Regions from separate parts of the Homo sapiens genome. Here region 2 is linked to region 1. Evidence: read pairs that join two places in POLR2A ChIA-PET (ENCODE). Cell type or tissue: MCF 10A. All regions are shown on one strand.

Region 1 (2,500 bases):
CAACTGATTGGATTTCTCTCACCACAAACTGATTTTGCCTGATTTTACACTTGCTCTAAATGGACTTGTATGATTTATGTTTTGTGTGTCTGGCCTTTTATCCCCACGTTGTAGTTTTGAGACTCATCATGTGGTTGTGTGTATTCATAGTTTTTCCCTTGTCATTGCTGAGTAGTATTCCATTGTGTGGATATGCCACAAGTTATTTTTCCATTCTCCTGATAATGAAGCTGCTGTGAACATTCTTCTACCATGTGTACGTGTTTTCACTTGTCATCAGTAAATGCCTAGGAATGCAATCTCTAGATCATAGAATAGGTGGCTACTTAACTCCAAAAGAAACTACCAGACATTTTCCAAAGTGGTTGTATCTGTCTACACTCCCGCCAGCGATTTGGGAGTTCCGGTCGCCCCATCCACAACCTCAGGCCCACTTGATACTGTCAGCCCTTTTGATTTTAGACCTTACCTGCATTTTAATGAGAAATTAAGACTCTGTTGGTGGTTTTCAGATATATAATTGTGAACTAGAAAATGTAGCAGAATTTGAGGGCCTGACAGACTTCTCAGATACGTTCAAGTTGTACCGAGGCAAGTCGGATGAAAATGAAGATCCTTCTGTGGTTGGAGAGTTTAAGGTGAGTAAGATGTGTGTTGGTCCCGTTTAAAATCCACCTTCATTTTCTATATAGGCCTAGAATAAAGGACAACCAGGCTCTAGGGAGGGGCACATCCTGCAGCCTCTGAGGGATGCTGGCATTTTCTATATAGGCCTAGGATAAAGGACAACCAGGGTCTAGGTAGGGGCACATCCTGCAGCCTCTGAGGGATGCTGGAAGGTGCCAGAAAGGAAAAGGGGGAGGGGGGCCAGAGCACTCGAGCCATCTCCGCATCTCTTCCTGCCTCCCTGCTCACGCCAAGCAGCCTTGACTGAGCCATCTCCGCATCTCTTCCTGCCTCCCTGCTCACGCCAAGCAGCCTTGAATCCTAAGATACAGTCTCTCCAAGATCTAGTTCCTCTCTTCATCCTACTGCCCCTACCATGCTTTCAGCAGGATCATCGTGACAACTTCTCACTTGACAGTCCTTGTCACCTTTCTCGTCACACTCCTCTCCAGCCTCCATGCAACCAAATCTGATCTTCTCTCTGGACTACTGAAAGGCTTTGCTTGGGTTTTCACAGTCAAGTCGCAACTCCTTTCAAAGGCAGAGCCAGTCTTTCCCAAGCTACATGGTCCCCTGCCTCCCTCCCCCTCACACACTCCACCCTCCTGCCTGGGAGAGCCTCGCCCAAGCCCCGGACACACCTTGTCCTCTCAATAAGTCGGAGGCTTGGGACAGGCTCTTCTTCCTTCCCTGGGTGCCCTTTCTACCTGCTTTGTGGTCTGACGAAGTCCTACTCATTCTTTTAAGCGCCAGCTCAAATGTCACTCTCTTTGTCAAGTGTTCCCTGATTGCTTCGGGCAGCGTGACTCACTCCTGCTCTGGGCTCCCACAGGTCTGGGTTCATGCCTCCATGAAAGCATCTTACACATGGAAAGTATCTGCTTTATAATTGCCCCTCCCTGCAACCACGCTTGGCAAAGTCATGGCAGATGTGCTGCTGCTGCTTTATAATCCTTTGCCTGTAGCAGACATTGCTAAGGGACGAGAGGATGATGCCTGATGTGTGGTCTCAAATCCTTCTCAGTACAGCCTCCCACCAAGCAATCACATATGGCACAAGAGCCAACCCTACTGAACATCGCTGTGCCAGACGGGAGTCTTTGAGTTCTTTTGTGGGTCCCTAGTACCTGGCACATAGTAGGTGCTTATTCCATGCTGCTTGACTGAATAAAGACCACTGGAACTAAGACCTGTATGTTCTGAATCCGGCTTCAGTGCTTTCTCCTGGTTTTAAGGCAAAATATGTGGCCTCTCCAGCAGGTCTTGTTGGCTCGCTCCTTCAAAATACAATTTTTGTGGCGTTACTATATGCCTAGTCCTGTGTTAGGCCCTGGAGATAGGGTGATGAACAAGACTTTATGCTCCCCTCACCCGTCTCTAGAAGCCCACAGTCTAATGAAGGATCTAGAGAATAAATAGATTATCTCAATGCAGAGGCCAGTGCTGTGCCAGGGGTGAGTATGGGGTTGGATGAGAGCACCCAGAGGACATACCAAGCCCAGGAGCAGTCAGGGAGGTTTCCTGGAGGAAGTGACACCTTTCAGCTGAGATTTGAAAGATAAACAGGAGTTTGCCTGGGAGTGGGAGGTGGAGTACAGAGGTGCTACAGGAAAAGCGGAATCACTGTTGGTATTTCGTTGGGTTTAAAATGTAATTATTGTTATTCCTATCTTCAAAGAATGTGCAGTATTTCACTCTTTCTCACCACCACCTCCTCCATCACACTGGCCCATGTTCTCCTCTTGACTCCCAGTTTCTGCTCTGCCCTCTCTTCTCCCCTGTGAGCTCTCAAATAATTACTTGAGAATCATTTCACTTTCCCTACTGGAAATAT
Region 2 (2,500 bases), 160 kb before region 1:
CTTCTTCAAGCAATCCTCCTGGCCTGGCCTCAAGCAATCTTTCCACCTTGGCCTCCCAAAGTGCTGGGATTATAGGCATGATCCACTGAGCCTGGCCTATTTTAGCTCCTATTAAAATTTAAGTCTGCATGGTAACTAAAACATTTCATTTGTAACCAGGGTATTAATAGGCAATCCAATCGCTCCACTTCCCTGCTGAAAAATACATCTCCAATAGGTCCCTGTCACCATGAGGTATGTGTAAGAATGAAGAGCACGGACTCTGGAAAAAGACTGCCTGCATTCAGATCCTGGCTTTACTTACCGTGAGAACCTAGGCAAGGTGCTTAGCCAAACCAGGCCTCAGCTTTTTCGTCTGTAGAATGGGGATCCTACCATAGCAGGGACTTCACAGGGTAGGGTGGTGGAAGGTTTCAATGAGAAAAAATGCTTAGGATAGTGTTTGGCACGTAGTGAGTACTCAGTAGATGTTACTGAGCAAATAAGGCTCTCTGAGCTGGTAACTGCCTGCCTGCCTAGGCTCAGTGCTTGACTGTTTTATGTCATACATGATGTTCCACCAGTGTGGAATGTCTTGGGGTTCCAAATGTTCACCATATGTATTTAACTCTATTTCAGATCATACAGTCAGGCACACACACATACACACATATCAATCCAACCATTAAGATTCAGTCCAGTTTTCAGCTGTCACCTCCTCCAGGGAGCCTACCATGCTTGCCCTCCCCTGCCCTACAGATACCTATCTCTTCAGTTTATCTCTTTCTATCATTGCCCTCACCACATGATGCTACAATTATCTGTGAGCTTCTTGCAGAGCAGAAATGTGTCCTATTCATTTTTGTAGTTAGCATTGTGCCTGGCACCAAGTAGCGTTTAATAAGTATTAGCTGAATAAGGTGCATATGTGCGTGAATGAATGAGGGCTCTTCCAGAAGAACAGCTGGGAGCCATTTGTCTATCAGACATTTTGATGAAGAATTATTGTTTCTGTAAAGGTGAGCACAAGGCTTAAAATTATTCCACTTTTGCCTGTTCTATTTTTTCTAGGTTGATTTTAGAAAATATATTAATATCTTCTTAGAGAAGTCAGATTAATTCCTATCTTATATTTAGCTCCCCCAGTTGCCTTGAATGATGACAATATGATGGTGCCAAATGTTATAAAATAATTTATCTCCTCCTGCCCTCTACGTGGACTCAGTTGCTGCCAAGCACTTTCTTAAAGGAATGAAATTCAAATATACTATATATTAAGTTATTTAAAGATAGTGTCTTCCACTGTGAGAAGCCCTGTAATTAAGCCACCAAAAATAGTATTTTAGCTCTAAAAAGCACTTTGGTTATCAACTGAAACAATGGACCCTTCTGTGCATGCCAATTTGAAAAATGCTGTTAGGTAATACCTAAGATTCTGTAAAACTGGAATTGGAATAAGATGTTACGAATCTATCTTCATTTCTCTTCCACTAAATCCTCTTTGCTACCCCAGCACTTTGCTCTTCACATCTAGATTTTTTGCTGAGTCTCCCTTCTCTTCCTCTCACATTCCTCTTTCTCCATCTCTTTTGTCTCACTGTTCCAGGGCAAGTGTAAGGCCACTCACCTAGATTAATGCTTGAGTTTACTTGAGACAGGTAAGAAACAATGAAACAGAAATATGAGATCTCAGCTGAGGTGAAGCTGGGAAGGGAGTTTGACTCGGAAGACACTAGGTTTGAATCCTGGCTCAAGTTTTTTGTCACTTCTGTGCCTCCATTTTGTTAGGGCAGTACAGGTATTTCTTCTTAACTTAAGATGGGCCATTGCTTTTCTCATGTTCCTAGGAGCCACCTTAGTAGTGCGTTTGCACCATCTCTGGGGGCCTTGCGGCATATGAAATCAGCATCTTGGGGGAGCGCACCCATACTGGTCAACTCTCTTTTATCCAAATTTGTGTTCTGCACTGCCCTTCGACACAGCACACTTAGAATCCAGCCCCATGTGAACTCTTCCAGCTTCTGCCAGTCCAATTGGTTGTGTCCTGCAGTTTGTTCAAGGGGTGTCCCCTTTCTGTCTTCAGCAGGCAGGCCTAGCACATCCCAGGCAGCAATATGTTGTTAGGACTTAACCGTAGATATTGGTAACGGCCGGGGTGGGAGGCCTTCGCAGATCCTGAGAAAAGAACAAGGTGTCTTGCAGGGGGGAGGCCTTCACATCATCTCCAAGCAAGGTGGAGTGGTGCTTGTCTTTAATCTGAGCTCCCCCAGGCTCAGAGGGCTCAGAGAAATTTGGGGATTTAAGATTCTCAAGGACATCAACCAGATATCCCCATCCTATGTATCAGGGTCCCAGTCCTTCCCCAAGCAGAGCCTTGATCTTATCAGAGTCAACTTGTCTCGGTTGGGGGTTCAATCTTCCTTGGAGCTTGTCGTCTTTTGTGACTAAGTTCTGGTGCTGGGCCTGAGCTTTCCCAGTTCTCCTGCTGCAGGAGAGGCCACCTGGCTTTCATTCATAGCTA

The links. ChIA-PET counts read pairs that join two places held together with the same protein. Peaks named below come from ENCODE experiments on the same cell type or tissue, not always from the same donor. Only the 100,000 strongest peaks of a DNase experiment are listed, where the experiment ranks them.
Region 2: POLR2A ChIA-PET joins it to region 1 with 6 read pairs; 3 of 35 experiments call an interaction of 5 or more read pairs at or near these places.

The regions. Positions count from the first base shown.
Region 1 is chr10:93,334,059-93,336,558 of GRCh38, reverse strand. MYOF (myoferlin) reads left to right here. Exons shown (of 54, transcript NM_013451.4): 41 at 513-638. Among named protein-coding and RNA genes, the nearest start is that of MYOF, 150 kb to the left of the region's middle. RefSeq lists an enhancer at 1,448-2,500. In MCF 10A, no CTCF peak of the experiment used is centred here; a DNase peak (open chromatin) is centred at 1,438.
Region 2 is chr10:93,490,013-93,492,512 of GRCh38, reverse strand. No RefSeq gene overlaps it. Among named protein-coding and RNA genes, the nearest start is that of CEP55, 5.3 kb to the left of the region's middle. In MCF 10A, no CTCF peak of the experiment used is centred here; no DNase peak of the experiment used is centred here.